2 separate regions of the Homo sapiens genome follow, and region 2 is linked to region 1. A link is a loop called in an ENCODE intact Hi-C map of the cell type or tissue named here. Cell type or tissue: MCF 10A. All regions are shown on one strand. Each heading gives the region's core, and the rest is flanking DNA. Links, peaks and the distances in the headings are about the cores only. Region 1 has its middle 100 kb from the start of LINC02521. Region 2 overlaps MYLK4 (myosin light chain kinase family member 4).

Region 1 (17,104 bases), core at 6,991-9,490:
TTTTCTTCTTTAAATTTTTGTTTTCCAAATTCTCTATAATGAGCATGTATTGTTTTAGAATTAAAATATTAATAGTAGAACAATTTTAAAAGGTCAAATAATAAATTTATGCCATGTTATGGGAATAGTTCTTTGACTTCTTAAATAATAAAAGAAATAATAAAGAAAATGGGAAAATAATAAGGAAAACAATGAAATAGGAAAAACTGGAAGTAAAGGCAAGTGACAAAAGTTTATTAATTGAATAGAATTTGTAATAGTAACATACTGGAAATAATACGTGCAATGATGAGGTTAATTATGTTAATCATAATATATAAGTCTGCAGGTATTTGTAAACAGCTACAAGCTAAGAACGTAAAGACTTGGGAGATGTATATATCTCTCTTCTGACACCATCACTCTTTGAGGTCACCAATGACATCCACACAGTTAAATCCAATGGCAAATTCCCAGTCCTGTCAATTGACTCCTCCTTTGACCCATTGGCAACTTCCTCCTCTTTGACATTCTTTCTGCCCTTGACTTCCAGAACACTCCAGGCTTTCTTCCTGCTTTAACTGGCTACTATTTCTCCGTCTTTTTTTGAGGGTTCTGTCTCCCCTTTGGGAAACAACAGTTCAGTGTTCTGAGTCTTGGTCCTCAGTCCTTACCTCCTTTCTATTTACATTCATCTCTGGGTGATCTGATGATGTAGGTCTATAGGCTGACAATTCTTAAATGTCTCTGTCTAGCCCAGATCCTCCCATAACTCTGGACTCCTATCTCTATCACCTCCACATGAATTTCCAACAGACAGGTCCAATTTAGTACATCATACACACACACACACACACACACACACACACACACACATACATGATAAATAGTACATGACCTTCAGAGCCTAAAATATTTGCTATCTGGCCCTTTTCAGAAAAAGTTGATCAATATAATATGTATATAATCTTCACATTAAATTAATAAGAATAAAAGTTCTGTTATTACAATATCAAAACATATATGTAAAATCACATTATATGAAATATCGCAAAATGAGAGAATGCATAAAGATGAGAAGAGACCAAAAATTGATAGCTGTTTTTACGCATTCATTCATTATCCAATATTCTTGAGACAATTAACTATGTGTCAGACCTTGTTTCTGTGCAGAAGAAACATCAATGATGAAAACAGACAGAAGCCAATGCCCTGTGGAGCTTACATTCTAGCAGGAGGGAGGCAGATGGTTAACAATAAGTATTTAGTATGCTCCAAAGTCAGTGCTGTGGAAAAGGTGTGTTGTCGCAGGATTGTAAATAGAGTAGGCCATGCATGTCTCATTGAGAAGGTGAGGGATGATCAAAACCTGGAAGGAGGTAAAGGCGTTATCAATATGGGTTGTGGGCAGAAGCACATTCCAGGCAGAGGCCCTGAGGCTAGAGAGTACCGGGAATGATGAGGAATAGCAGGAGAGCCATCCACTGGACCTCCATGAGTTAGAGAGGTGGTGGGGTGGGGTCAGGGCTTTGAAGACCTTTTGAAGGACTGAGAACAGTGTTTGAACAGAGGACAGGAGTGACATAGTGTGAGCCCCATCTTCAAGGAGTTGCTATGGCTGCTGTGTTCATAATGGACTTTAGGGGCTGGGGTGGCATCTGGGACCCCAGCTGGAAAACTGACTGTAGTAGTCCAGAAAAGAAAGCCATATTGGTGGCGCAAATAGTTAGAGGTGATCAGATTCTGACATATTTTTGAAGATAAGGCAGAGTCAAAATGATTTCTTCCTGGATTATGTGGTGGGAGAGTCAAGAATAACATCAACATTTTTGGACCAAGCAACTGGCAGGGTGGAGTCACCAATTAACTAGATGGGGATGACTCTCTGTGGGGTCAGCTTTTGTTGTACTAAATTGGACCTGTCTGTTGGAAATTCAGGTGGAGGTGTTAGATATAGGAGTCTAGAGTTGTGGGACGATCTGGGCTAGACAGACATCTGGGAATTGTCAGCATATAGACCTAAGTCATCGGATCATCCAGGGGTGAATGTAACCAGTTCAGAACACTGAACTGTTGTGTCCCAAAGGGGAGAAGAAACCTGCAAAAGAGACGGAGAAATAGTAGCCAGTTAAAGTAGGCAGAAAGCCTGGAGTGTTCTGGAAGTCAAGGGTAGAAAGAGTGTCAAAGAGGAGGAAGTTGCCAATGGGTCAGAGGAGGAGTCAGTTGATAAGCCCAGGAATTTGCCATTGGATGTAGCCATGTGGACATCATTAGTAACCTCGAAGGGAATAGGCTTAGTAGAATGATGGCATCGGAAGCCCAGTTGGAAGAACTTAAGAGAGAATGAGAGGACAAGAATTGGAAAGAGCAAATGTGGACAGCATTTCTGAGAGATTTTCTTGCAAAAGACAGCAAAGTAGAACCATAGATAGAATGAAAATTGCAGTCCAGAGAGGTTTTTTTTTCTCTCTTGCCAGAAGAAATAACAGCACGTCTGCTTGCTTATATGAATTATCCAGTAAGGCAGGAAGATTTGATGATGTAGGAAAAGAGGCTCCTTGGATGCTGGACTGATGTCCTTGAGTAAGCAAGAGATGGGATCCAGGGCCCAGATGGAGAGTCTGACTTTAGACAGTGACAGGGTTCAGAACATGCTACACCAAAATATGGCATCTCGGCGCTTGAGAAAACAGAAGCAGAAAGGCCACTCTCCCTTTCCCATTCCCTTCTTCGTGAAGCACGTCATGAGACCTAGGAAGGTCACTCTGACCTTCTCCTTCTCCCTCGCTCGTCTCCTGAAGACAGGAAGGAATGTCACAGAGGGACACCAACACCAAGAAGACTCTGAACAAACTAGCCTTAAGTTCCCCCTAGTTGTTACCATTAGATCCGGAGTTCGAGACCAGCCTGACCCACATGGTGAAGCCCCATCTCTACTAAAAATACAAAATTAGCTGGGCATGGTGGCAGGCGCCTGTAATTCCAGTTACTCAGGAGGCTGAGGCGGGAGAATCACTTGAACCTGGAAGGCTGAGGTGGCAGCGAGCCGAGATCGCGCCACTGCACTCCAACCTGGGCAACAGAGCTAGACTCCATCTCAAAAAAAAAAAGAAAGTATAAGCAATTTAATTAATGGAGCAAACATTTATGTCTAGGTCTGACTCAATGCCCTTATTTAAATCTTTTCTTTTAACCATTATGATAAAATATCCATAACATGAAATTTAGCAACTTAGTCATTTTTAAGTGAGCAGTTCAGTGGCATTAAGTACCTTCACATTGTACAACCATCACTGCCGTCCATCTCCAAGCCTCTTACACCTTCCCACAATGAAATTCTGTACTCGTTGAATTAAAACTCCCCAATTTAATTATTTTAAATACACAAATGTATTATAAAAACAAACTAGACTGCCTTTACTAAATATAAATATTACATTAAAGAGAAGAGGTTGAGGCATTTTTGGCAATGCTGTTAATATAAAAAATACTCATTAAAGAAATCTTGTAAACTATAGGCCAGGAGAACTGCCCTTAAGTCTTAAGTGCTGAGATAAGGGAAGCTAAGGGAAACTGGTGACGTCCCCTCCCAGGCTCTTTCTGGGTGCCCCACAGAGTCTGGACTCAGCAGACAGGTGCTCAGAGGGCAGGTGAGAGAGGAGCTCTTTCTGCTCCTCACAGAGCCATCATCACAGTGGGGGCCTGGGCAGTCTGCACACCTGCCCGGCCAAAGCTCACTCACTCTCCAAGAGCATGGGGACCGCCAGCTCCAGAGGGTCTCAGCTTTGCTTCAGTCCTGAGCTTACCTCACTCTTACCTGAGCAGGTCAAGTCCCTCTCGACCTTCAAGACCACAGCTCGTTCCCTCGAGACCACAGCTTGTCTCCTCCTCAGAGGCCAGCAGGCCACTCACATGAGTCCACTAGGTGCTCCTGCAGGTGCCGGCAACTCTTGCATAGGAAACAAGGAATCCTCCCAAATGACTCTGAGTTACAGATAGAGTAGCAGTGAGACTTAGGTGATTTCTAGCCTGATTCCCTTTCCAAAGAGAGTACCCGAGCACCCTCCTCATCCCTCTGATATTAGTAATTACAAAGCCTCAGACTGCAGCAACCTAATTTGGGGGAGAAAAAAAAAACAAGATGAGAAAAACACAGATATAATACACATTTTAGTTTCAATACAAGGAACACATCTGGGGGACCCGTGCTTTGGAGTGGAATATTAGAATACAATATCTTGAAGTGTTACCCTACGTTTCTTCCTATAGAGTGAGTAGAGTAGGGGTATGTTGACCTTACCCCGTACAAGACAATACATCATGAAACTCGGTAACTTGACAAATCTCAACTCGCATCAAGCATCTTGGTGCTCACCACTTCGTCTTTTAAACACGTACCTGTTTTTTAAAAAGCATCTGCTGATTTGTCAGTAAAGCCAGAACATAACACCTTTATTGTTATCTCCATAAATATTTCTATACCACGTGAAACAACCAATAATAGGCTAATTTATTAAGCACTAACTGCGTCAGGCATTGTTCTAAGAGATTTACATGTAATAACTTGTTTAATGTGCATAACAACCCTATGGAATGAGTATTATTATTACCCGCTGTGCCATTTATGAAGTTATTATAACGCCAGCTATGAAGAAAGCTCAAGAACTTTGGAAATACTGCACTAAGTGAAAGAAGTTAGTCACACATCATATGATTTCATTTATATGAACTATGAAGTGTCCAGAGTAGGCACATGTCTTTCCAGAGACAGAAAATAGATAAGCGGTTGCCAGGGACTCGGGGGAGGGTAGGCTGGGAAGCGACGCTAGTGGGTACGGGGTTTCTTTTTGGGATGATTAGAGTGTTCATGGTGGTGGTTGCATGACTGGGTGATTATATGAAAAACCACTGAATTGTACATTTAAACAGTCAAGTTTTATGACGTGAATTATACATCAATAAAGATGTTTAAAATCATACCAACTATCATCCCATGACCAGTTACAGATACAGGAATGGTAGCAGCTGTATTTACCTTTTATGTATTTATAGAAATATTATTAATGTATATAAGTTTTGATGTAAGGTAACTTTACAGTCTAGTTTTAGGTAACAATATATGCAGGTGGGATTGTTGCTGAATCTGAGAACTGATTAGCGTAGACAGAGACAGAGGGTGTGCCTTTCCCAGCCTGCTCCCAGAGCTGGACATGAGTGCTGCTTTTCCTCATTTTGTGGAGAGGGTAGAAACATCTTTGCTTGTTCCAAGGATAGTTGCCTCTCATCAGGTGAAAACACAGAGTTGGTTTTGTCATAGTATGAAATTCCAAATAGAAGAGGGTGTGTCTGGAAGGTGAGTGGACAGAGGGGTAGACTGCAATCCTGGCCCCTTCCCCAACCTCCTCCTTCTAGCCTCTCTGTCATGCGGCAGCAAGGGCTCTGCAAACCACCGTCTGCACTCCAGCTCACTCCCTGTTAGGCTTTGCACACTGTATGACTGGGGAGAGACCGGAAGAGGAGGAAGAAGAAGGGATTTGCTCCTTCCTGTTGGCTTCCTGTTTGCCTGCAATTGTGAGTTTTATCCCAACAAGACTTCTTCAATCTGGAAGCTGCAGTTTCTTCTTGTAGCAACAGCTGAATCACATTTGAAGTTTTTTCAGTATTTGCAGAATCAGTGTCATTGCATCCCCTCTGAGTCATCAGCAACAGCACATGTGTCCCCTCCCCAGGGGTCTGGGTTGCAGGCCAAAGGGACCCCTCCTGTGATCTCAGAGGTATTAGCAACAGCCAAGTTCCACATCCTACTTAGAGGTCTGTTTTGACTCTATTTGACCTCTTAGAGGTGGAATTCGGTCCCATGCCACACTCGTATGTTGAAATCTAACATCATAGTGCCTCTGAATGTGATGTAATTTGAAAATAGGGTCATAGAAGATGTAATTAGGAAGCTAAGATGAGGTCATCAGGGTGGACCCTAATCCAATATGACTGATGTCTTTGTAAAGAGAAGAGATTTGAGCACAGAGATGTGCACACAGGAGGAGCTGCCCTGTGAGGCTGAAGGAGAGAGCAGCCAAGGAACATCAAAGATTACCAGTAAACCACCAGGAGTTAGGAGAGAACATGGAAGAAATTGTCCCTCACAAGCCTCAGAAGGAACCAACCCTGCCTGCACCTTTACCTTGGACTTCTTACCTCCAGGACTGTGTTGTTCAAGCCAGAAAGTACCCTGCACACTATCTCTTTTTTCTCATCTATTGAAGCATGATTGTCAAATAAAAAGTGTATATATTTGAGGTGTACAACATAATGTTTTGATATGCATATACATTGTGAAATGGCTGCCACAATCAATCTAATTAACACATTCACCACTTCACATGGTTACGTGTGTGTGTGTGTGTGTGTGTGTGTGTGTGTGTAGTGAGAATACTGAAGATCTACTCTCTTAGCAAATTTCAAATATAAAATATATCATTGTTAACTATAGTCATCATGCTGTACATTAGGTCTCCAACACTTATTATCTTACAATGGAAAGTTTATACGCTTTGAGCAACCTCTCCAATTTGCCCCAGCCATCAGTCCCTGGAACCACCATTCTACTCTTTGTTTCCATGAGTTCAACTTTTTTAGATTCTACATATAAGTAAGACAACGCAGCACTTAATGTTCTGTGCCTGGCTCATTTTGCTAAGCACAATGTCTTCCAGGTTCATCCATGTTGTTGCAAATGTCAAGATTTCCTTCTTTCTTAAGACTAGATAATATTCCATTGTGTATATAATAGCTCTATTTTTAATTTTTTGGTTTTTTGAGACAGGGTCCCACTCTGTTGCCCAAGCTGGAATGCTTTGTAATGTAATTTGAAATCAGGAAGTGTGATGCCTCCAGCTTTGTTCTTCTTGCTTAAGATTGCTTTAGCTATTTGGAGTCCTCTGTGGTTCTATATGCATTTTGGAATTATTTTTTCTATTTCTTTGAGAAATGTCATTGAGATTTTGATAGAGCTTGCACTGAATCTGTAGATCACATTGGGTAGTACATTGGGTGGCACGATCATGGCTTACTGCAGACCTGACCTCCCCAGGCTCAGGTGATCCTCCCACCTCACTTTTTGTGCTTTTTTTTTTAAGAGATGGGGTTTCGCCATGTTGCCCAGGCTGGTCTTGAACTGCAGAGCTCAAGTGATCCACCCACCTTAGCCTCCCAAAATACTAGGATTACAGGTGTGAGCCATCACACCTGTATCTTTTGACTTTTTGATAACGGCCTTTCCAACAGGTGTGAGGTAATACCTCACTGTGGTTTTGATTAAAGAAGACACAAATAAATGGAGAGATATTACACATTCATGAATTAGAAGAATTAATACTGTTAAAATACCTGTACTACCCAATGTGATCTGCAGATTCAGTGCAAGCTCTATCAAAATCTCAATGACATTTCTCAAAGAAATAGAAAAAAAAATTCTAAAATGCATATAGAACCACAAAGGACCCCAAATAGCTAAAGCAATCTTGAGCAAGAAGAACCAAGCTGGAGGCATCTCACTTCCTGATTTCAAATTACATTACAAAGCTATAGTAATCAAAACAGTTTGCTACTGTTGCATAAAAACAGACACATAAACCAATGGAACTGAATAGAGAACCTGAAATAAACCCCTACATGTATAGCTAATCTTCAACAAAGGTACCAATGTGGAAAGGAGAATCTTCTCAATAAATGGTGCTGAAAAACTGGTTAATCACATGCAAAGGAATAAAATTGGACCTTATCTTAAACCATACACAAAAATAAACTTAAAGTGAATTAAAGACTTAAATGTAAGACCTGAGATCATAAAATTCCTAGAGGAAAGTATAGGGGAAAATCTCCTTAGCATTGCTCTTGGCAATGATTTCTTGAATATGACACCAAAAGCACAGGCAGGAAAAGCAAGAATAAACAAGTGGAACTACCTCAAACTAGAAAGCTTCTGTATGGCAAAGGAAACAATCAACAAAATGAATAGGCAAACTACAGAGTAAGAGAAAATATTGCAAACCATTAATCCAATGGGGAGTTACATTTAAAATGTATAAGGAACACATATGACTCAATAGTAAAAATGCAAACACAAATAACCCAATTTAAAAATGGGCAAAGGACCTGAATAGACATTTTTCCAAAGAAGACATACAAATGGCCAAGTATATTGTGCTCTACATTGTGAACCAGTGGGAATTTATGTTGAAGTATAACACGCTCAACATCACGAATCATCAAGGAAATGCAAATCAATACCTTGTGTAATTTCTATCCCCCAACTGAGCCTTGGCTGATACACCCAGTTTTCATATAAAGAAACCAAGCACAGAGGAATTAAACAAATCGTCCAAAGCCAAAGAGCTCATGAGTGACTAAGCTAGGGTTGGTGCAACTCCAGAAGCCATGCTCTTAACCACAATGCATGACTGTATCTCCACAAACTAAAAACCTCAGTAAATTGGTGACTACACATGTAAAATATAAGATAGCATAACACCCCTTTCTTTCAAAGCTGAACACAGACTTCATCTTTAACTTACTTTCCTGTCTTTGCAGATACCTATAACCTGCACCAGCTCAGGTCCTCTGAAAATCAGAGAAAGTCTTGGGAAAGCTGATGAGGAGTCTTTGAGTAAAGGTTGTCCATGGTTAGGGTCCCATTTCTGGCAGGAATGAGCCAGATTTAGTTGTTCTGCCATGTTCAGTCAATGGCTGGATGTAGCTTGGGGGAAACACAGGCTCAATATGACCACCATGGTGGATCCAAAGGGACTGTGGCTTGAGGCTGTTAGTCAACTGTGCTTTCTGCAGCAGGTTTTCTTGAAGGAGACCTCTAAGAGATATGTCACTGTGAGGGATGTGAATCCACATGTCCATGCATGTCTGGGGAGTGGCTACTCCATGATCCAGGGGGCTATTCCTGAGACAAGACTTAGAAGAGGGAGGTTATTGGGGTGTGATGGTTAATTTTACGGGTCAACTCGACTGGGTCACGGGGTGCCCATATTAAACACTGCCTCTGGTTGTGTCTGTGAGATTAGCAAATTAGATTAGCATTTGAATCAGTGGACTCAGTAGATGGCCCTCCCCAGTGTGGGTGGGCATTCTCCAATCCTTTGAGGCCCTGAATACAGCAAAAAGCAGAGAAAGGAGGAATTCACTCCTTTTGCTCCTGTCTCACTGCTTAAGCAGGGACATCTCTTCTGAACTATGCCATCAGCTTTCCTGAGTCTCCAGTTTATAGGCAGCACATCATGGGACTTCTCAGCCTCCATAATCCCGTGAGTCAATTCCTTGTAATAAATCTCTCTCTCTGTTTCTCTCTCTCTCTCTCTCCTATTGGTTCTGTTTCTCCAGAGGAGCCCAACTAATACATGGGTGAACCACACCCCTACCACTGCAGGGGGTTGCTGCTTGCCACCGTTGATACTCATCAGCCCTTCTCCTCTATCCATTCTAAATTCCCTTCATTTATGGCTACCATGGTGGTCTTGGTGGCCCGGTGGTGTGACTCAAACCTTTGTTTCTAAGGGATCTGAGCCATTGGTTATCGTGTCCTTTTCAGGTTAGAGTTGCTGCACGTTGCCATTCCTGGTTACAACTGGGTCCCTGGGTGGATGGCCTGAGCGCTGCACATATTCCTGCTGCCTCCGCTGTGTAGCAGCAGCCCTTCCTCCCCTGCTGGGGAAACAGCATGCGCGATACAAGGGTTGCTGGTTTAATCCCTATGCTGTGTCCCGAAGGATGGTACCCTATCCCCTCAGTGAGCTGACGCTTCAGTTTTGCCTTTAGAAGGCTATTCTATACTTTCCGAGGCCAGCGGTTTCTGGAGCACATAGAAGTGATAAAACCAGGGGATCCCATCTGCAGCTCCTTTGCTCTGAGGTGGGCCCCCTGGTTGAATGCTGCACTGTGTGGGGTTCCACACCTGTGCATCAGGCATTCTGTGAGCCCCTGGATAGTGGTGCTGGCTGAGGCCCTAGAGACAGGAAAGGCAAACCCTATCTGAAGAGGCATCTACTTCTGTTAAGAAAACTTGCTGGCTCTTCCAGGATGGAAATCGTGCAACAAGAGGCCGATTGGTTTCCTTGAAACATAGTATCATGTTAGGGGCTCAGCATAACTTTCTACTGCTCGCACGTTGGCCAGCCAGGGGCAGCAGTAGCTAGACTAGCCTGGTAAGTAAAAATTCAAGCATTTGCACCCACCATGGCTGCTCTAGTTGCATGCTCATTGTACTAGCTTCAGGGACAAAGCTTCGTCAGCCTGAACTGGTTGAGCCGTTTGTTTTCTTCCTTATGCAGTGTATGGTTTATGGTGGACACCAACAAGCAATACAAAAGCTGAATTCCTCATGTCCCCTCCCCAGCTGCACACCTTGACTTCAGATGCCCTTGTCTTTGACCTCCTTGTCTTTGATCTTGTCTTCCTTCTCCTCCCATGCCCTTGACCAGCTGGTGAAACCATTTCTTACAACCCAGAAAACTATATATTCCACTTCAGGCCACTTCTCCTTCCACATAAAGTGGATGACCAGGTGTACCACACAATTCTGCCCACTGTTTCCAGGGCCACTCCTGAATGTGACTGCAACGCAGCCACTGTCTATTTCTGGTGTGCACCTGCTTTCCAAGTTTAACGGTCTCTAACTAAATTTCTCCTACAGCTGGTCATAGAGGATCCCACTGGCCACAGGGATGAGCTACGGTTGGTGACATGCGGGTCTGTTCTACCTGCTCATGCAGCTTGCTGTTCCCCTGGTCCTGCTCAGACTTGATCCAGATGTACCATCTCCATCCAATGATAGATGGCTGCTGGGCCAACATTATGACTTAATCGGTCTGATGAATGAGCCTGTAGTGGGCAGCTGCCTTATGGTCAAGTGCGTTCCATCTCCCCCAGAGCCTGGTAACATGCCAAGAGCTGTCTCTCACGAGGTGTGCAGTGCCCTACTGCGGATGCAATTGCATGGCCCTGCTCCAGCACCCCAGAGGCAGGTGCTGATTGATCTGCTGGGGTTCAGCACAAATTCACACAGCATCTGGTTCCACTGATACCTCTGATACCATAGGATCTGTGCCAGCTCATACGGCCCCCATGGCAGGTCTGGATTTGCTTCAGGCCCCATTTTTAAAGCTGGAAGCCTTCCATGCCATCTGGTATAGGGCCAGAGCCTATCCTTGGTGTGCAGTGTTGCCTGAAGAACTCCAAGAGGTTAAACTGGCAATGTACTTCCTTTGCCGTAGGGATGCAGGATGTAGCAGTGTATCTGTTACTTTGGAGGGGATATCTGGGCAACCCTCCTGACCACTGAAAAACTTTCCTCAAATGGCAGGCCCCTGAATTTTTATGTGGCTGATCCTCTACCCTTTGAAACATACGTATCTTACCAATATACTAGCCATCTCTTGCTTGTCCTGGCCAATCAGTGTGATGTCATCAAGTTAAAAAAATCAACATAATGTTTTGTAGGATGTCCAATGGTCCATATTTCCTTGGACTAATACAGAGAGCAGGAAAGCTAACATGGTTCTGGGGCAAAAATATGAATGCATATTGTTGTCTTTTTCATGTGAATACAAATGGTGCCTGATCCATTTTTTTTCTGATAGGAATACAAAATACATCCACCAAATGGATACCATGTACCTGAGGATTCATGAATCTGCCCTAGCAACAGTCCTGCATCTGGTTTTGAGCACACTTTTTGCAAATGGAGCTACTACTTGACTGAGCTCGGGTAGTCCACCTTGATACAGAACAGAGAGGGAGCTTGTGCAAATTCACAGAGAAAACTGTGGAGCCAGAAAAGACATACTGTTCTTTCCAATATGATGTGGAAGTCTGAAAGATTAGGAATTGTTTGGTAAGAAAAAAATATACATAGCTATTTGTGGATGACAATGCCCTGACACTGTTCCTCCTTTCTGTCCTTGGTTGGGGGCCTGCCTCATTTCTCATTGAGGGGAATTCCTTCATCAGGACCTGCTACGCTAATGGTCACGGACCAATGTTCTTTTTGCTGTTTGAACAGAATGCTTGCCTTGTGTATGTCCAGTCACAAAGTTCCCTTGATAAAAACCATATGAAAATACCACAAAGCCAAAGGGCAATAAATATTGTTACATAGAGCACGTTTTGTTGAAAATCATGGTTTTAACACTTTAAAAAATATCTCTTGCTAAGGCTTACTCTCCCAACACAGGCTTCTTGACCCAGCCCCTTTCTTTGAGATAGCTCTCATCTAACACAGTCGGGATACTGGTTTGTCATTTGATATCAATCAGAACTTTAAAAAGGAGAAAGGAGACAAACTTGGATTAGATGACTTCTGGGGTCAGGTTAGTGCCAACCCTGAGGTGGTGCAGAGTCAGGGGCCTCCACCTTTGCAGAAAGGGTCCATCGCCTTCATCTCCCAGCTGCCTTGATTAAGCAGAGGCCCTGCAAGGTGTGGAGAGCTGCTTCAGATTCTCATCATCCTTTTCTCTATCACGTTTCACAAACTACCTCCCATTACCCAAATGCCCACTTCTTTCCTCTGCCAAGGGGAAAATTATTAGGTGCCAGCACACTCAATAGGTGGTTATTCAGTTGCACTTGAAAATGTTCATTTACTGTAACAGGCTCATTATTCTAGGAATGTAATTGGAACCCAGACTGTTATGACCTCAGGAAATAGAATGTAACAAAGCTACACAGAAATATTAACTTTGCCCCAAAGCAGGGCAGCCCTTTCCTTAGGGAAAGTGGAAGAATCCATCCTATTCTCTCATAGGCCTATAGATGGTTGGAGCTGAAGCAACTTTAGAGGACTTCTAATAAAAATTTCTTAATTGACCCATGGGGAAACTGAAGCTTATCCACTTAAAAAAATAGACCTCTGCCATAGAGAACTTTTTCTAGTGACCACTAAAATTTAGAGTAGCCAAGAATTAGGCAAGAAAGACTTTATCTATACAACATGGAAGTTAAGGGTACTTATAACCAGATGTTAGGATGACAAGTATTAAAAACATTTTAAAAGTTGAAGAAAAATAAGGAGAGAGGAGTAAAAACCAAAAACCCATATTAATAGCTTATGTAAAGCAAGGGGTTTAGACAAGATGACAGAGGTCTTTCCAGCTCTGACATTCTATTTCATCATGTCTAGTGTGCTTTTAAAAATCATTAATAAAGTGGAGTTTAATACACATATAATGCACTGTACACTAATCAAATAGCCAACGCAGGAATCTGGTTTGATATTAATGATTTAGACTGGAAACTGTTCAACAAATGGGCTTAAAATAATTAAAAAGGCTATCCCCTTCAAGTGAGCGATGCTTAGGCTAATCTGGGACCTTATTTTTAAGCCTCAGAATAGCTATATTCCAGAGACCTCATTTGAGTTCAGTTTCCCTTTTTGGAGTAAAGTTTTATGGCCTCATGTGACTTTATAAGAAGGACATCATTATATGCACACACGCATACATATGAGCCATGTTTGAAATTGCTAATTTCAGCCTCTGAACAAAGAGTATTTTGTAGTATAGTAAGACATATTTACTAGTATTAAAACGGCAGACTTAGTATAAGTTTTACAACATTAAAAATGCAATGGAATTTTTTAGACCCAAAATAATATATAGTGCTTAACTTTTCTCAATTGTGTTAAAAACACAGAGTCAAGATCCATGACCCAGTAGAGACATGCACAGGATATGAATAGACAATTCAAAAAAAAAAAAGGAAAAGTACTTGTCTGTTGAACATAAGAAAAGAGGCTCACTGTACTTATTATCAGAGAAATACAAAGTAAAACTATACTGCGAGGTAATTTTTCATAAATCAAACTGGCAAAAATCCAAAAGTTGCTAATCTTTCTCGTGGTAGAAGCTGTGGGGAAACCACTCTCATGCATTGTGGGGAGAGTCTAAATTGCTACAGCCCCAGTGAAGGTCTATTTAGCAACAGCTATCAAAATTACAAATGTGGCTGGGCACAGTGGCTCACGCCTGTAATCCCAGCACTTTGGGAGGTGAGGTGGGCAGATCGCGAGGTCAGGAGATTGAGACCATCCTGGCTAACACGGTGAAACCCCGTCTCTACTAAAAATACACAAAAAATTAGCTGGGTGTGGTGGCGGGCACCTGTAGTCCCAGCTACTTGGGAGGCTGAGGCAGGACAATGGCGTGAACCCAGGAGGCGGAGCTTGCAGCGAGCCCAGATCACGCCACAGCACTGCAGTCTGAGTGACAGAGCAGGACTCCGTCTCAAAATAAAAATAAAACAAAATTACAAATGCATATTGCCCTTTGACCCAGTAATTCACTTCTGTAACTATCCTACAGATATACTTGCACATGTGCAAAAAACTGACATATATCTACAAGGTAACTCATGGCAGCATTGTTGGTAGTAATAAAAGATTGGAAACCTCTAAAATTTCCATTAGCAAGGTTTATTTAAATACAGTATGGTACATACAGTTTTTTTTAATGAAGAGGCTCTCTATACCTATGATATGGAAATATATCCAGATACAAAATTTTGTGAAGAAGCAAGGTGAAGAAAAGTATGTGCATAGTATGTTCCTTTTGCGTAAAACCGAAAGGGGAGATAATAATATATATTTGTGTTTGCTAACACTTATGCTTAAAAACTCTGGAAAGAGATACAAAAAAAATTAAAAGTTTTTATTTTTAAATTTAGATTCAGGGGGTACATGTGCAGGTTTGTTACAAGGGCATATTGTTTGATTCTGAGATTTGGACTCATGATTCAGTCACCCAAGTAGTGAACATAGTACTCAATAGGTAGTTTTCCAACCCTTCCCCTCCTTTCATCCCCTCTTTTGGAATTGCCAGTATTTATTAACCCCACGTTTAGCTCCCACATATAAGTGAGGATATGCTATATTTGGTTTTCTGTTTCTGCATTAATTTGCTTAGGATATGGCCTCCACTGCTTCCATGATACTGCAAAGTACATGATCTCATTCTTTTTTATGGCTGCATAGCATTCCATGGTGTGCATGTACCATATTTTCTTTCTTTTTTTTTTTTCTTGAGATTGAGTCTTGCTCTATCGCCCAGACTGGAGTGTAGTGGCTCAATCTTGGCTCACCGCAATCTCTGCATCCCAGGTTCAATTGATTCTTGTGCCTCAGCCTTCCTAGTAGCTGGGATTACAGGCATCTGCCACCATGTCCAGCTAATTTTTGTGTTTTCAGAAGAGTTGGGGTTTCACCATGTCGGCCAGGCTGGTCTCAAACTCCTGACCTTAAGTGATCTGCCTGCCTTAGCCTCCCAAAGTGCTGGGATTACAGGCATGAGCCACCACACCCGGCCTGTACCACATTTTCTTTATCCAAACCACTGGCAAACAAAAGTTTTATGGGAACAGGACACATAGTGGATAAAGGCAGAAGAAAGACTTTTTACTGAATACTTTTGCATATCTTTGTTTTATTTTGAAAACGATGTGAATGTATTACTAATCAAAAAGATTCAATAATTTTCAAAATAGAGATGTTAAGAAATCACTTTGCCAAAAAAATCAAAACACCAAATGTCTGTTTGATTTGGTTTACTTTGAGTTTATATTGCAATATAATCATAATCACCTACTATGAAAGTCGGCATGTATTTTGTGGTGATTGATTTTTTTAATGTTCTTTAAAAAATACTTATTTCTTATTTAGACTTAGAGTTAGCAGTGATGGTTAGGTAAGATATCGTAACAGTCCCATAGGAATATCTTTATTACATAAATGCTAAACAGCCTGCTAAATTCTTATTGCAATATTAACACAACAGCCTCCTCACCAGCTTCCACCTTGCCTTCCTCTGGTCCATTCTCAGCTCGGGAACCAGAATCATCCTGCTGAAAGTATGAATAAGGTTGTGTCATTCTTCTGCTCGAAGCCCTCTTGCTCTTGTAAAAGTCCTTACAGTGGAGTATGAGGTCCTATAGACAGCAGTGCCCAGCTTGTGGCAGGTGTCACTTTGGCTCCAAACACACTCTTCTTTGCCTGTCTTGCAATGCTGGAGCTGGTCCCTGTTGATATTCTCCTGACACAATGCTCAGCTCTGTCAGCAGAGGGCACTGCAGGAGGAAGGAGTAAAATAACATTTCAAGGCCAAAGCAGAAAGCATGTGGTTCAAAATCCAGGTCATCACATTCCAGAACCTGCACTTTTAATCTGTTTACACTGTTGGTTCCCCATTTTTGGCAGGCAGTTAGGTGGTGGGTTAGGGCATCTCTTCCAGTTGACAAGGGCCATTGCTAATATTATTTAGCAAAGATATTTAACAAACTTTGAAACCACCTGTCTATATCTTCATTTAGCTTGGTCTTTGACAGCTATCAAATGAGAATGTTTTGATGTTTTTGCAGCAATTCTGAGGTGAAGGGCTAGCTCTTTGTTCCCATCTATAAGTTTGTCATTGCAACCCCATCAGAAACAGAAATGATGTGTCTGTTCTTTCATGCGTGATATCTACTGGTGAATATTAATTTAGTGATATGTTTTCGAAGGTCACTGGGGATTGATTTCAAGCTTACTTGTTCATCATTTCCAAAATTCAGCCATTATGCTTAGGCAAGTAAACAAGCAGGACCTTGCCCAGCTCCCTGCTTCTGGTAGTACTGTGATGATGCTCCATGAGTTAACGTAGCAAAGTGACCCTGAAATTACATCACCAAGGTTTTCCAATAATCTGGATGTTTATCTATTCTTGATTTAATATCTTGCTAAAATTCCCCAAACAAAAAATTCCAATAGGTAATATCTCATAATAAAATACTAAAACATCCATAATCGTCAATTGCTTCTGGTTTCTAAAAATTATAGGCTATTTTCCTAATAGGTGCATTCATAACCCAGTCATCATAAACTCCAAGATACTAATTTTGTTCAAAATCTATGGTGATCTGACCCAACTTGAAAGACTCCAGGACTGCTCTGTCCTCTTTCTCTGATACTTATGTGCCCTAGGATAAAGTGTTGCCTACTAGCGAGTCTTTGCCCTTCCTGGTCACTGTATGCCTTGTACAGTTACGTGTTCTGCAGGCTCTGTGTTGATACATGTCCACCTTGTAAGAAAATCCA
Region 2 (17,104 bases), core at 7,652-10,151, 160 kb before region 1:
AAAGCATGCTAAAGAAGTTACGGCCAATGCAGAAATATGAATAATAGATCTTAAATATATACACTAAGCAAATGAATGTTTATAGTACATGTTCTGATTTTTAGTAGGTCTAAGAAATTTGAGAAGGTGATCAAATGGTAAATTACTTCAAAAACCATACTGAGGATAGAGTTTCAGATGCTGCTGGTGACACAAACATTTGAATTTCTACAAAGGTCTGAGAAGACTTAGCTTTTCTTCCAGAGGTCCAGGACAACAGATTGCGCTGCATGGACGTGGGACTTGTAGGTACCACAGGAGTCTGGGAGCTGGACATCAAAGTGTGATGCTGAGGAGGATGTAATAAAGGGCATGTAATGGCAGCCCTTGACAAAAATCTTCATACAGGTGGTTGAGATGATCAGTAAATACAGCCTGGCATCAGTTCCCCCAACCCGACCTTCTAATCAACAAATCAGTCAATCAATCAGTGTTTGTCATGAGCTGACACTGAGTTAGATTCTAGAGATACTGAGATGCCTTGAGGGAGTCAGAAATGCAAACAAATCATTCAACACAGTGTGATAAATCCACGAAGATGTGTGGCCAACAGAGGCAGAGAGAAGGTGGACTCCTCTTTAGGTAGAACATATGGGAGGGGAGTGTTTAAGAAAGAATTCGCCTGTAATCCCAGCACTTTGGGAGGCCGAGGCAGGCAGATCACGAGGTCAAGAGATGGAGACCATCCTGGCCAGCATGGTGAAACCCCATCGCTACTAAAAATACAAAAATTAGGTGGGCGTGGTGGCACACGCCTATAGTCCCAGCTACTTGGGAGGCTGAGGCAGGAGAATCGCTTGAACCCCGGAGGCGGAGTTTGCAGTGAGCCGAAATCGTGCTACTGCACTCCAGCCTGGCGACACAGCAAGACTCCGTCTCAAAAAAAAAAAAAAAAAAAAAAAAGAATTCACAAAGGGAAACCTTCCTGAATTGGGTCTTGAATAATGGGTAGGAGTTCTACCTGTTTTCTCAAAGTAGGGTCACTGGACCATGTGCATCAGAATCACTCCCAGAGCTCATGAAAAATGTCCTTGGGCTTCAACCCAGACCCATAGATTAAGAATTTCTGGGGAAGGAACTTTAATAATTTCAGGGCCACCGTCCCAGGGCCTAAGGTAGGTAAAGGCATTGCTGGTAGTAACTCTTTTACCTCTCTTCACTGTTGTCCATTGCTCTCTCCTTGACTTTCAAAGCACACTTTGATTCCGTACCTAATAATGAACTTGCAGGGATAGCGTAAATATTTTTAAAAACTTCTTATTTAAATATTAAATATTACATGGCCAACAGCCTGTTGTTGTGGCCACATGCCTTCATATGATACTCTTTTTCCCTGGTCTGTACACTAATAACTGGGAGTCCACAGTTGCTCACGTATCAAGGTGTACTGCATTGGACCAGGGTCCTGGGGGCCCCCTCCATGCTAGATATTGACCCTATAGTTACTGGTCTTAGGATGGTCCTGAGGCTGAGAGGAGGCGAGGTCGGGAGGTTGGAGGAGCTCCTGGGAGTCTCAGAAAATCCCCTATTTACCAGCCAGCATGGAGGTATTTCCATGTTTTAATAACTAGGATGGTACCAGCATACCAGCTGAATATTTCCCCCACGTCCACAATCAAACAAAGGACAATGAGACAAGAACCCGAAGAGTTCAGCTTGGTGTTCATGTTCTTCATATATTGAGGGCTTAAGCATATCTTAGGAGTAAAACACAGACCGATCGGGGGTGTTGGAGGGTATGTACTAGCTGTGTACTTAACATTTTTAATTAATTTATTTCTAATTGACAAATAACAGTTGTGTATATTCCTGGGGCACGGTGTGAAGTTTTGATCTATGTATACATTGTAGAAAGGGTCAATCAAGCTAATTCACACATCTACCACCTCCCCAACTTAACACTGTTTTGTGGTGAGGATGTTAAAAATCTATTCCTTTAGCAATTTTTAAATATGTACAGTATGTTATTAACAACTGTGGTCACCAAGCCGTGCAATAGTTCACTAAAACTTATCCCTCCAGTCTGAGACTTTGTACCCTTTAATCAACAGCTCATCTTTCCGCCTTCCTTCCCCACCCCACCCTTCAACCTCTAAATTTTGATTTGTAAGAACTATGCTAGACACAATACTTTTATTTTCTTTCAAGTTGATAGTCACCTTTATTGTAGCCAGGTTACAGCACTTGTATTAATTCTAACTGTATTCTTTGCATTAATCCTGACTGCCTAATTTGCATTTTGGGGCCCATCAGAATACATTCCTAATTCTCCAGAGCTTGGTTTGCCTTGGTTTTCATCCTGTCTTTGGGCCTTAATGTTGCTCTTCTCTGAGGCCTGAGTTTGGGCAATCTGTCAACCCCAGAGATTAGTGGAAAGTTCCAGGCACATGATACCTAGTTATGCATGCTCTTCCCTGAGCTCCAGCGGGAGTCCTGGGCCTCCTGAGCAGCTCACGGATGTTCCACACAGTGCTGGGTCTCCACCAACTGCTGCCAGCAAGGCCAGCGGCATGCGGCCCCCAGTGAATGCTGTCTCGACTCCCTCCCCGCTCCTCACTGGCTTCCCTCTGAGTTTACCCAAGTACGAGATTAGCTCTTCAGACGCCTTGTGGATGGAGGCAAGATGTAAATAGACACACGAGGCTGGGACACATATTTTGTAAAATGATTCTTCGCACCAATTCATGACGTATATTAACTAGGTCAACGCTTCTGAAATTCTAACATGTATGGGAACCACCTGGCCATTGGTTAAAGAGCAGATTTTGATTGGGTGGGTGGTGGGGAGAGGCTGAGGTTCTGAGGTTCTGCATTGCTAGCAGGTTCCCAGGAGATGCTGCTGCTGCGGATTCACCAGCCCACTTTGCATAGACTGGACCAGGCGACTAAATGTTGGGGACAGTCATAACTGATTAGTTTTTTACCTACGCAGTTTGTATTACAGACAAATTCATTCATTCAGAGACATTTTTGAAGAGCTTTGTAGTATCTCTTTGCTTTTCAGAGGTAGCTTTTCAAAAGTCACTTTGCTTTGCAGTGTGTGTTTCCTGTGTAGGGGAAGATGCAGAAAGGTAAACCATTAGGAGGTTAAGCATTTTACTCCTTGAGTCTAAGCGCAGATCTCTAAATATTCCTGCAGTCCAGGGGACCACACCTCGCCTCACATTAGGAAACACCAAGCCCCTCTGAGCCTCGGCCGGCGTGCCCCACTGCAGGGAGGCAGTGGGGCTCGGGGAGGCCGAACTGAACTTAGGCTCAGAGTGGGAGACAGGAGATGAAGTGATAAAAAATGATCTTAAAATAAAAATTAAAAAGCATACCGAGAACCCCATGTGAAATGAAGGCTCTTAAAACTGTCTGCGGCGGGAAGAAATCAAAGAGTTTTATTGGGTGATGAAGAAACACTGTAAACTTCATGCGAAAACATTCCAAGGTTTGGACTTGCGTTATGAAAGGGAAATTTTACAAAGTAAGACTCATTTTAATGAAATGAACATGAGGAGCTGTGATTCCATTTGAAGTCGGTTGACACACACATGCACTCACGCTCTCAATTTCTTAGTAGCCTCACTGCACAGTTTTTGAAGTGCTCAGGTGCTATTCTGGTGACGGAATCCCAAGAAGGCAAAGCATCCCTTGATGTATAGTTTTTAGATATACTTTTACGCAAAGTGCTATAAATACTTCTATGCCCTGAAAGGTGATATTTCTCCACCTCAGCCTGAGTCCTCCTCTCTTCTGCTTACCTCCATTTTAATGGAGGAATTAAATCACTTTCAATTACTAAATTTTGGCCAAGAAGCAAGGCAGAAAGCTTTCAGGCAGAGGACCAGAGGCATGGTTGGCAACGTTGGATTTTTTATTTGTTGCCCTCCCAGGATGCCCCATAGATCATTTTTGGAGGGAGGTTTTATGGGTCTCAGGGCCGTTTACCTTGGCCTCATTTCCACACACGTATCCCTGGGTGGAGGATAAGGAGGAGGCAGTGGTTTGCTAGATAGTCCATCCTGGATAGGATCAAAGACCTTGCTTATCGGGGGGAGGAAGAGGGATTCCAGTGTTGTTATAATTGCTCCAATCTGTGACCAGAGGGAGCCTGGCTGGTAAGAAGGCCTCAGAACAAAGGCCAGAGTGACCGGAGGCGACAGAGGAAGTGGGTCCCCTCCCTTTTAGTACTTTACAATCCCTGGGGTGTGGGTGGGTTAAAAAACACTGGTGTTCTGGCCCCACTCAAGACCCAGTTTATCAGAATCTTCAGGGGAGGACCCAGGCATTAATAGTGTCCAACATCCCCAGATGGTTGAGAGCCACATATTAGAACTTAGAACAGTTTGGATAACAAAAACAGGTGGGGTGGTGGGGCGGCAGGGTGAGCAATGCGAGTTTGAGAGGGAAAGAAAGAGCGGCCTCAAGTCAGAGGACTCAGCGTTTTCTCTGTGGGGAGGACAGGTAAGGTGGCAGTGGGAAGAAAATAACAATATCAGACTCATTATAAGGTGTCAGCACATCCAATGGGTATAAGATGGGGGAAAATAAAATCTGTGTTATCGAACTACTCACTGTGGCCACATAGGTAGGTGAAGATTCTTAATTTGTTCATTTTAAGTGGTTGTTTTTAAAATTTACACAGACAGGCTGGATAGAAGAATGGAGGAGAGAGAATATTTGTAATAATTTGTAGCTGTGACCCACAGCCTGGACCCCCATGGTGGCCAGTAGATGTTAGGGGTTGGCCACCCCATCTTACAGTTCTGTCCTCTACCACCAGGCTCAAGCGCTGATCTTTTCAAACCTCCTCAGCTCCGAACATATAACCCTTTCTACAACAAGGGAGTTATCAGGATAAGAAAACTTGGAAGTATATTTATAAAAAGTTTTGATGTCAATAAGGAATAGCCTGATGGAGTAAATTTGACCATCCTGGGCTCCACACGGTCTTTTCTTGCTAGCAGAGGCTGTTAAATATGGTAGCAGCTGGGCATGGTGGCTGACAGCTGTAATCCCAGCACTTTGGGAGGCCGAGGCAGGTGGATCACGAGGTCAGGAGTTCAAGACCAGCCTGGCCAAGATGGTGAAACCCTGTCTCTACTAAAAATACAAAAAAAAAAAAATTAGCCAGGTGTGGTAGGGGGCACCTGTAATCCCAGCTACTGGAGAAGCTGAGGCAGAGAATTGCTTGAACTCGGGAGATGGAGGTTGCAGGGAACCGAGATTGCGCCACTGCACTCCAGCCTGGGCGACAGAGAGAGACTCCATATCAAAAAAAAAAAAAAAAAAAAAAGAAAAGAAAAGAAAAGTGGTAGCATGCTTTCTCTTATGATACAGCTCAATGTATATTATAATAAAATAAAGTAAAATTATCCGTGCATCTTCATTCAGTGGATGATCCAGTTAGGCTTTCCTAAATCCACACCTTTAACTTCAGGCTCTTTCTTGGTCTATGTACTTGGAGGGTCCCATTTACTTGGCTTCCGAGTGAAGCACTGTGCACATAATTGTGGGTGCATGGAAAGGCTTTAATTTTCCTGGCGGGGTTATTTTCTCAGGTGACTGACTCCACCTGATGTCATCAGCAGCCTGGGGAGGATCCACTTACTGAGTTCTGAGAACAGGTGAACACTTTCCCTTTCTGGATTTGGTCAGTCAGTTTCTGTCCTGCCTTGAGCCATGCCAGTCCCCACAGACCATGAAACAGGCTTTGCTTAGTGAGAATTCCTTTTATCACCCAGGACTTCAGGGTTTTCTCGCTTCATACATGGAGAGTTTGAGTGTGTGCTGAGGTTGAAGGGAAATAGATTTGCTTTACAAACAATCTCTAGAAGTATCTTCTATGCTCAGGCAAGAAAATGTTTTCATATTTCTTCTGAAAATTCATCTCTTTGTATTCTTGTAGGATTTATTTATTGTTCTCTCCCCCATTAGGAATCTAATCCAAGTTTAATAAAGTCATTATAAATTGTTATACTTTTGTTTAGATATTTCTAGAACTTAGGTAAAATGGCCAAAAATTGTTCATCTTGGCATTTCCACAAACAGTAATATGCAAAACTGTTATTCAGGGTACATGACCCAGCGTCCTCTGCTAGCAAGAAAAGACTCTGCGGAGCCCAGGACTGGTCAGATTTATTCCATTAGGCTATTCCTTTTTCACACTGAACTTTTAGAATTTAAATACACTTCCGAGTTTTCTTATCCTGATAACCCCCTTGTTGTAGAAAGGCCATGTGGGTGATACGTTCAGAGCTGAGGAGGTTTGAAAAGACCAACACTTGAGCCTGGCAGTAGAGGACAGAGCTGTAGGACAGGGTGGCCGACCTCTAACATCTACCTGCCACCATCAGAGTCCAGGCTGTGGGTCACAGCTACAAATTATTACAAATATTTGTTCTCCTCCATTCTTCTATCTGGCCTGTTTGCAACAGTTTTAAAAAGAACCAGGAATTCTCTATATGTTATGTTATGAACACAATTTTCTGCAGCAACTGTAATCCCAAAATGCATGGCCGTTGATATTGCTGGCCATCGGCTATGTAAATTCAGGGCTGTGGATATGAGCCACCGTGGCAGGGATGCATCTGAGATGGCCCCCAGGGCAGCCTGGCTTTTCAGGGGTGCAGCCTGATGACAGAGTGTTCTCACAGTGAACGTGCCATTCCAGAAAGCACTGTTTTCTTCATCACGCATTGCTTCACCAAGCACTTCAGAACTTTACCCTCTGTTCGGTGCTGGGGAAACGAAGGGGAAGAGAAGGGTCCGTATGCCAGCGGGCAGACAGACACATTGAGAACGCTGCAGTAACACGGAAAACGATGGTGGCATTGTTGAGGTCCAGAGGAGCAGCCCTTATCTCAGCCTTTATGTTCTTTCAAGGACAAATCCGTTTTACCATTGATTTTTTAAATGATTTTTATTGAATGGGAATGAAAGAAGGATTAGACGATGTTGTTCAGTTGAATGAATTTCCCTTTCAGCTATTCCGCCACTCTCAGGAAAAGTAGGGTTTTGATGTAGTACTGGGACAGGTCTGTGACGCAGGGCGAGAGCGCACTCATGCCCAGGTAGCCGGCACACGCCTGTGGACCGATGCCGCCCTGCTGTTCAAATCTGGATCCTATGGCAGTAAATGTAATGGTTAACGGAGAAAAGAGGATAAAGTGCTGACTTGAAATTGCTTAAATAATCAAAACTGGCACGCAAGCGATGAATACTGAACTCTTAAAAGCAGTACTTTGCAGAAGGAGAAAAAGAGTTTGCAAGAATTGAGCTGATAGTTCTAATTATGTTCTTGCACTCAAACCGACTAATTAGAATGATCCTGCTCCAAAACACACTTCAGAAAATCAGAGTGTGAAGCACGGTGTTATCTACAATTGTCTCCAAATTATTTTGATTTTGTGCTGCCATCAGTAAAATATTTTAAAGCACTCCGCGATATATTTATTTATAATTATATACATTGATAACCACTACATGCATTTTATTTTATTTTATTTCATTTTATTTTATTTTTGAGACGGAGTCTCTCTCTGTTGCCAAGGCTGGAGTGCAGTGGCGTAATCTTGACTCACGGCAACCTCCGCCTCCAGGGTTCAAGCAATTCTCTTGCCTCAGCCTCCTGATAGCTGGGACTACAGGTGTGCACCACCAGGCCCAGCTAATTTTTGTATTTTTAGTAGAGATGGAGTTTCACTATGTTGGCCGGGCTGGTCTCAAACTCCTGACCACATGATCTGCCCACCTCGGCCTCCCAAAGTGTTGAGATTACAGGTGTGAGCCACTGCGCCTGGCTGCACTTTTATTTTTATAAATAACATTTAATATGTCAGAGATACTTTTATATGTGTCCAATTGTATCAATATATTTTTAAAAACATATGTAAAATATAAATGTTAAAAGAATGGTGTCTTAGCTTGGGCTGCTATAGCAAATTATTCTGGACTGGGTGGTTTAAACAACAAACATTTATTTCTCACAGTTCTGGGGGCTGAGAAGTCCCAAATCAGGCTGCTGGCAGATCCAGGGCCTGGCGAGGGCCCCGTTACTAGTGTGTAGTGGGCTTCTCCCCATAAAGAGTGAGCAAACTTTCATTTTGGTTCTTATAAGGGCACTAATCCCATTCATGAGGACTCTCCAATCATGACCTAGTCACCTTCGAAGGCCCTACCTTTTAATAGCATCACCATGAGGGTTAGGATTTTAATATATGAATTTGTGTGCGTATATCGTCGGGGGGGATACATTCAATCCATAAGGAATGGAATAAATTGAAATGAGTTCTAGCATGTCCTTGATACCCTCCAAAGGACTACTATGGACACTCCCTGGGTACGTATATCCCACTTACGAGACCAGTCTAGGAAGCCAGACAGAGTGGAGAGAGCTAAGCTGTGTTTTGAATACTTGGACATCTGGACCACTTAGCCTTTCTTCCCTGTGTCATTCTACATCCACTGATAAATTATTATAAAAGGAATTGGTAAATAGTTCCAAAGAAATCCATATGCAAATATAGAAATATTTTTAAGTGAATTTGCATGAAAGAGGTCCTTAGGTTCATCCCAGCCATCGATGTGAATTCAGCAGAGGAATATAGTCACTGACATGGTTTTCATCCCATTAACTGGGGATGGTCAGGATTGGGTCAGAAACTTAATGCTTAAGAGCACTGGTCCTGTGCTCTTTAATCGGTAGAAGACATGTTTCATTTTTGGACAATAAACAAGGTGTATCTACAAACTTGAGCTTTCTATTTTAGCAACTTCTAGGCATAACTTAGAAATACAAAGTAAAAATGTTTCATATTTTTGGTTGCAGTCCTGAAAAGAAAAGGAGAAATACAGCGTCTGTCCTGGAAAGGACAGGAGAATACAACTTCTGTTTGTTGGAAACTCTTCGGTTCAAAGTTCCTCTAGATGTCAGTATTACATAGGGAAATGAAACTATAACAGCCTTTGGCAATGAATAAAGGCCTTCTTACATTATTTAAATGGAAAAACATATGTGATATATAATTACTAAAGAAAAAAGCAACCTCTCTTGGAAGCTGGCTTCTTATATTCCTCAATACTGACAGCTTCTCCTGTTGGTCAAGTCCAACTCCGAACCCAAAGAATATTGGGTTAGCATGTGGACTTTTCCACCTGATACTCAGATGGCCTCAGGGGCAAACGTGGATCTATCAGTGCTCCATGGAGTCTTACAGCCAGCTGCTCAATTTTATATACTTTTATGAGTAGAAATTGACTGATACATACCAGTTTTCATTATTAAATCCACGTATGCTTATATCATTGCATTCATGCCACACAGAATAAACCCAGAAGCACAATGTCTATTGATACACCAGAAGTTTTCATTTCAAAAGGGAAGAACTGAAAGACAGTTATAAAACACCTTAAACACAATTTGTTAAACTGTCTTATTCGACTAATTTGGATATATGCTTTCAAAATTGGACTTAAATTCTCTCCTTTTTTTGCTTCTCTTCCATGTTAATTGTAATCTTTCGACAAATATTTATCTCTTCACTCTGCTAATTTGTTTTTGATTTATGACCTTCTCTCTTAATCATTTTTCTTATCTCCTGTGGTGCCAACTATGTAGTAGATCTCAATAAATAGGAATCATGTAACTTGGCTATAGTCTTTCTATCTTTTTTTTTCCCCAGAAAGACAGTATAGGGTGGTAGTTAGGTGCACTGGCTGAAGTAGACAGCTGGGTCAGAATCCTAGCTCTACCATTTCTAAACTTTATAACCTTGGGAAATTACCCAACTTCATTTGTACGATGGGGCTAATAGTATCTATCTTAAAGGGCTGTTAGCAGGAGCAACCAGTTAAACAAAGTGCTTAGAAGAGTGGTACATAATGTGTGTGCACAATACATGGTAGCTGTCACCACTACCACCATCATCACCATGACCGTCACCATCACCACTACAACCGCCATCACCACTACAATCATCACCACCACCACCACCACCACCACCAGCAGCACTACCACTACCACCACGACTACCACCACAACCAACACTACTACCACCACCACCACCACCGCCACCACCACCACCACCACCATGACCACTACCATCATCATCATCATCATCACTACGTACTGGTCTCTGAAGTAATCACCAGGGAGTCAAAGATGAACCAGTCTTTTTGCCCACTGGAAGTCCACAGTCTAGTGGGAAATTGACAGGAAAAAAGGCTTAAAGTGTTATAAGGGACACCAGGGGTGGGGATATGTGCTGAGTTCTGTGCAAGCACAGAGGAGGGAGCAATCAGCTTTGTTTGAAGAGGCGGCAGCCCATTGTCCCTGCAGAGGGAAAAGTAGGCAAGTGCCGTCTCTGGACTTTCACTTAAAGAGAAACTCTGAAGCTCTCACTTCCAGCCTTGGCTTTCCACAGATTTACTAAACATGCCTTTATGTTTTAAGTTCACCATCTAAAAAACGGAAATACTCTGAATCCATGGAGCTGCCCCCTGCATTGTGTAAAAGCACATTTGCAGCCGGACATGTTGGCTCACACCTGTAATCCCAGCACTTTGGGAGGCCGGGGCAGGCGGATCAACTGAGGTCAGGAGTCCAAGACCAGTCTGGCAAATGTGGCAAAACCCCGTCTCTACTGAAAATACAAAAAATTAGCCAGGCATGGTGGTACATGCCTGTAGTCCCAGCTACTCAGGAGGCTGAGGCAGGAGAATCGCCTGAACCCGGGAGTTGGAGGTTGCAGTGAGCTGAGATTGCGCCATTGCACTCCAGCCTGGGCAACAAGAGCGAAACTCCATCTCAAAAAAAAAAAAAAAAAAGCACATTTGCAATTTGTCTTGATATCTGTGCTCTGAACTTACATGGTGTTTCATGCTTGCAAATCAGCTGAAGGCAGATTATGTTGTGTTTCAAAGGGGAAATAAATACTTTTTTTGGACATCCACACAATGTCATTAATTTATAATGCAAAACTTTAGAAGTTGTGATAATTTGGGTGGATTGGGCTAATGTTTCCCTTTTATATGGGGTACATTAGCTAACGGTTTGCTCAACTAATTCAGATACTCCAGGACTGTGAGAAGAATGTTTATCCACTTAGGAAAAGGGCCATCTGTTCTAAGCACTGTAAAGGTTCCATTTATAAAGCTGACTTTCATCTCCTACTCTCTGGTTTACAGAGCCCATTCACATGTATCCTCTCATTTCTATTTGATTTATATGTCAACCATATCAAGACAACTTACACAGAGGTCAAGGGTGATGCACACATTATTAACATCCTTTCATCTATTCATGAAGATGGGCTTTTTCCCATAATGACAGTTTTACAGAATTTCTTTGAAAATAGTGAGCTCATTTCAGATACTGTAGTCTATACAGGCTTTCATTAATTCAGACTGTTCTGCCCTCTACATTACTATTAATTTTACTGGGCTTTTTTCTATGTTTGAATCATATAATATAGTAGTTTTCAGCCTGGGGTGACGGGTGATTTTGCTCCCCATTTATAGATCTCTGGAGACCTTTTTGGTCATCACAACTGGGAGGGAGGGTGCTACTGGCATCTGGTGGATAGAGGCCAGTGATGCTGCTGTCCTGTAATGCTCGTGACATTCCCCACCACACGGAATCATCCAGCGCAAGTGTCAGGAGTGCTGAGGTTGAAAAGCCCAGATGTGATATGTAACTTCAATTACTCAATTGTGCCTCCACAGGCGAAGGAGGTGTGGTCAAACGCCGACCTGACGGAAAGGATGCCCGTCAAAAGCAAAAGGACATCAGCCCTCGCAGGTAACATCTTTAGAAAAGTAGATAGTTATGGATGAAGAAAGTTCCGTTATAAAAGTCCTGTTGTTATTCAGAGGAAGTTGCACATTCATAAAGCCCTGTGCAGGAAGAAGTGATGTTTATAAAAAAATGCCCCCCCCCCCCTTTTTTTTTTTTTGCTTGTGTTTGGGTCTTACTAGTTACAAACAAGAAAATCTTTTGGAACCCAATTGGTCATATTTCCTTCTACTTAGCTTTTAAAAGCTTATATCTGCTGATAAAAAGAAACCTGGATAAAGATGCCATTATAGAAAGCCAAAATTATACTGATCACCTGCATTCTCCATTAAAATATTTTGTGTCCTATGGTGGCTTCTAGAGAGATCTACCCAGAAGAATCAGCTCTCCTCTGAGAAAGAAAAGGTTAATAAACTCAACAAGAAAAATGCTGAGAAGACCAATGCCTCTCTAGTTCATAGAAGTTTTGCCATATTTCACACAAAAAGACAAGACAAAGTAGAAGATTTTGCTCCAAGAAATTCTATAAATCCAAGAGAGAATATAGATGGAACAGACATTTCATGCACAGAGAGCCTGAATACACAGGAAAGTGATAGTGCTGGGAATGAACAGCAAGACACTGCAGATAAAAATGAACACCCAGTGTTTGAAGAAGAGAGAAACGGGTTTCATTCTAAGGAAGATACTAGTGGATAAGAAGCTGAGGAGAAAAGAGAACTGGCAACTGCACATGAGACAGTGCTGGACCAATGTCAAAATAAAAATCAATACGTGTATCAAACTAATGGTGACCAATTTCACGAAAGGTAGGGTTACAGCATTGCGTATCCACAGCAATGTTTTCTCTAGAGCTATGTGCCATTGCGGTTTAAGGCCTTATTGAAAGGATAAATGAAGAGAGTTTGAAGCAATGATTTATAACTTGGTTTTCCAGCTTATATGAATTTTTCATGGCCACATTTTCTAGCCATTATTTTTTCTTCTTGCCTGTGATATTTTCAGGCATTTTGTTATTTTCTATGTTTTCTACCAACTGGTAGACAAAGATGATGATTAATAGTGCCCACAGGAATCAGTATTTTTTAAAGATGAAGTAAAACAGTTTCATTTTTAGCAATACAGAACATATCCTTCCTAAGGACAAGAATTAAATAATGACTAGATTTATCCGTAAGTTAAAAACCTAAATCTGAAAAAGCTTACCTACTCCATTATAAATAATAAATTGCCTATTTTCCCAAATATTGTGAGGATGAAGTAAGACATAGATTATTGAATGACTTTCTTTCTCAACTACACAGTTTCACTTATAGATTCAGGTAATATTATAGCCAATTAAAATGAACTACTCTAAGTTATGAGTAATCACATATCACAGTATCTATTTGGAACCAAAAGTATCAAACCACTTGTGTGGTCTTTTTTAGGGATTTAAAACATAATTCTTAGTTCATTTTTTAATAATGTATCTGAAACCTCATCTTGGAGAAATTTAATTTTCCAAGAATTAAGCATAAATATTAATGATTGCTAAGAAAGAAACTTCAACACTGCCAGATGTGTTCAGTAAGGTCGAGAGCTGCTGAGAAATGGAAATTAGGTCAATTCTTCCACTGATAAAGGTTTAGTCTCACTGCCGTTAAGATTCAGAGAGATTGGCTGGGTGCGGTGGCTCACGCCTGTAATCCCAGCACTTTAGGAGGCTGAGGCAGTTGGATCACGAGGTCAGGAGATGGAGACCATCCTGGCTAACACGGTGAAACCCCGTCTCTATTTAAAAATACAAAAAAATTAGCCGGGCGTGGTGGCGGGCGCCTGTAGTCCCAGCTACTCGGGAGGCTGAGGCAGAGAATTGCTTGAATCCGGGAGGCGGAGCTTGCAGTGAGCCGAGATCGCGCCACTGCACTCCAGCCTGGGCGACAGAGCGAGACTCGGTCTCAAAAAAAAAAAAAAAAAAAAAAAAGATTCAGAGAGATTATTGCTTCTTTTATCATGCTATAATTTAATAATTTCTCTCTAAGGAAAGGAAGTGAAAAAATGAAGATCAAATTAGTTAGGTATTCATAAAATGACGGCTTTTGTTAAGTTCCAGTGGAATAACTTGGGGTCACGATTTGGCCAGTGGTGAGATTCCCTGGGACCCTGGTTCTCTACACCCATAGACTTGATGGGGAGCGTGCTGCTCCATTTCCTCCCCAAGCCCCGAAATGGTCACCTCTATCACGGAGCTCACGTCCTCGTCACCAAAACACTGTTTTAAGAAAACCTTCTTAAAGAATTTCCACCATCTGAATGTTTTCTTCTTGAAACTTTGAGAGCTGCAACTGGACTTTACTTCCCAGGTGTGTCAGCAGCATAAGGGCCATTTCTACCCCCACGAATCCCTGGAAGTTCAGCAGTAGGATCCATTTTCTGGAATGCTGACCAGACAGAGTGCCCGGGCAGCAGTAAGCGTGGAGTGGCAGAGGAGCGCCTCGTCAACGAGGACAGCAAAAGGCGCAGAGTAGACATAGTCGGCACAGGGGAAGAACACACGTGTCAGAAGACACAGGCAGCCAGGCAAGCTGAGGAGCTCCCGGGGCCGACTCAGGGAGTCTGCTGGGATGAAGACCTCCCGAGGGCAAGACGGCCTGACCCCACTGGGTAGGAAATGGCTTTTGTATGGGCCTTTTAAGGCTTTTTAACCTTCTCCAGCAAGCATTACAGACTAAATTTCATTTAGTCTAACAGCCTGCAGGAGATATAATGCCATTTCGATGCCGCTTGTGTATTTAACTCCCTCTATTAATCTGAAACAGTGAATGTTATCAAGATGCTTCTCTGGTGACTTCAGTTTTCAGCATATTTAGGCTCTGAGAGGTGATGTCCATATCAAATCAGATTCCCAGAGATTTATATTATCTGAATTTTTAAAAATATTAACACTTGGCAGAGTGCCTGGAACAAGGTAAATGCTCAAGAAACATATGTCAAATAAATGTAGAGTGTTTTGAAAGCAAAGCTGTTATTTACTTACCTCCCTTTGTATTCTTATTGTATGCATGCAGTCGCTGCTTAGTAAATGAATTAACGAAGAATGAGCAGGTTCATGGCAAGCCAATTTCAACAGCAGTAGTCATGGAAAGGTGAAAGAATACTGGGAGGAATATCCCTGAGTAATTCTGTATGTTAGAGCTGGTGCTGATGTGGACGAGCGTTTAAACACTTAAGGTGGAAGGGGAGAAAGTGGGAGAAATTTGATCTCTGTTGAATACACACTTACCTGGTTTTATTGGGTGTTTTATTTCCAGCCAGCCAGGAAAAATTCATCTTTGTGCCTTAAATGTGTCTTAAATAAAGTCTAAGACATTTTGGAAAGTAATATATAATATCAAGCATTTCAACAACATGAAGAAATGTTTCATTTTTCTTTTTTGTCTCTGATATAATTAAAATAATGGATTATATCAGTAATGCATTTTAAAAATGAATCAAACAATTTCTCATGTTTGAATTTGAATGGTCTCAGGCTTGGAAGTATTACCTGTTTGGACTGTGTTGGGTTGGAAATTTTCAACTATTTTGACATTTCTAAAAGTGATCCTGAAGATGGTATGGACAACCATTGAGCCGCCCTGACACTCTTTCTCAGAGGTGTCAGGATCACCTTTATGAGTCACAGCTCATAATCTCAAGTGGAAATCTATATCCCTGGATCATTAGGAATCAAACAGATGGCTCCTTGTATTTTATTATTAAATGAGCACATTTTTACTATGAGGCCCAGGCTTGCTGCCTTAACGAGGTCAGACTTCTTGACAGATTGCCCTTCTGTTTCTCTCACCTTCTAGTTGACATCCCGGCTCCTCCGGCCCCATTTGATCATCGTATTGTGACAGCCAAGCAAGGAGCGGTCAACAGCTTCTATACTGTGAGCAAGACAGAAATCCTAGGAGGGTGAGTAAGGCTGAATGTTAATATTCTCTCAACAAAAGAAGAGAGCGTGCAAATGACTTCGTAAATGTCTGCCTGTCTTGACCTGAGAACTAGAAACATTAGAAACAAACATTTTAAGAAACAGTAACCATTTCTGAAAATTGTCACTGATGCCAGAAAGGTTAATGTGGTGACTAAACTCCACATTTATTATCTGCTTTACTTCCCATGTTGTAATGTCTAAAAGAAAGAAAAACCCATTGTGAGTCACCAGAAGGTTGACCAGCTGTCCAAAGCCATAGTGCAGCCTCCAGGAGACAGAAGATAGAAATGAGTCAACAGCGTGTAGTTTTTGTGGCCTGTATTAGGTCTTTCTGTCATTGCTGCTGGTTTTTCATTTATGTTGTTACTATATTAATTACTATTATTCATTTCAATTGATTACTTTGCTCAGCAAATAACTTATTTTAGGGACATTTAAACACACATTCTCCCTAAAGAAGGAAGATTAAAGGCCTTGCGCGGTGGCTCACGCCTGTAATCCCAGCACTTTGGGAAACTGAGGCGGGCAGATCACTTGAGGTCAGGAGTTCGAGACCATCCTGGCCAACATGGTGAAACCCCGTCTCTATTAAAAATACAAAAATTAGCTGGGCGTGGTGGCGCATGCCTGTAATCCCAGCTACTCGGGAGGCTGAGGCAGGAGAATCGCTTGAACCAGGGAGTTGGAGGCTGCAGTGAGCCGAGATCAGGCCCCTACACTCCAGCCTGGTGACAGAGTAAGACTCTGTCTCAAAAAAAAAGAAAAAAAAAGAAAAGAAAAAAAACCAGAAGGAAAATTAAAGTCCATCAGGGACCCGCTTCCTGCTGGGGGTGGGGAGAGGGTGTTCTTCTTCGTTTACTTCTTTCACAACCCCCCGTGATATCTTGTAACTCAAAGTCTAAATTATAACGTTTGCTGCCATCGGCATGTCTGTGTAAAATAGGAAGAGGAAAGCAGAACATCTGCACGTATACATACAAAATGTACTCACCAACACAAGGAAAGCACGCATCGCTACTGCAGTTCAGGCGTCTGCAAGTGGTCTTCAGGGAGTCCTTGATATTTGTGAAGTCCCTTCCTCCTCTTCCCACTCCGTATTTCTTTGCCCTGTGCCGAATGGAACCACCTGGACTTTCCCTTCCTGATCTGGCTGATCTCATAGAATGCCCCATGAGACTGCGGGGATGGGCTGAGGGAGAAACAGGAATTCCACAGCATGAACTGGCTCCATGGAAGCCTGAGGTATTTGGGCCTTCAGGGACATCAGTGGCAAGCCAGCAACTATTTCTCTAACCGAGAATAGTTATTTGCAGAAGAAGCTTTGA

The links. Peaks named below come from ENCODE experiments on the same cell type or tissue, not always from the same donor. Only the 100,000 strongest peaks of a DNase experiment are listed, where the experiment ranks them.
Region 2: a loop joins it to region 1, with 7 times the contacts of the local background. A loop is called at or near these places in 1 of 110 quality-filtered maps.

What each region holds. Positions count from the first base shown.
Region 1 is chr6:2,523,332-2,540,435 of GRCh38, reverse strand. No RefSeq gene overlaps it. Among named protein-coding and RNA genes, the nearest start is that of LINC02521, 100 kb to the left of the region's middle. In MCF 10A, for the core only: no CTCF peak of the experiment used is centred there; a DNase peak (open chromatin) is centred at 8,395.
Region 2 is chr6:2,687,504-2,704,607 of GRCh38, reverse strand. It overlaps MYLK4 (myosin light chain kinase family member 4), which reads left to right. Exons shown (of 13, transcript NM_001012418.5): 3 at 11,749-11,824; 4 at 15,652-15,757. Among named protein-coding and RNA genes, the nearest start is that of MYLK4, 55 kb to the left of the region's middle. In MCF 10A, for the core only: a CTCF peak has its summit at 8,950 (motif pointing right); no DNase peak of the experiment used is centred there.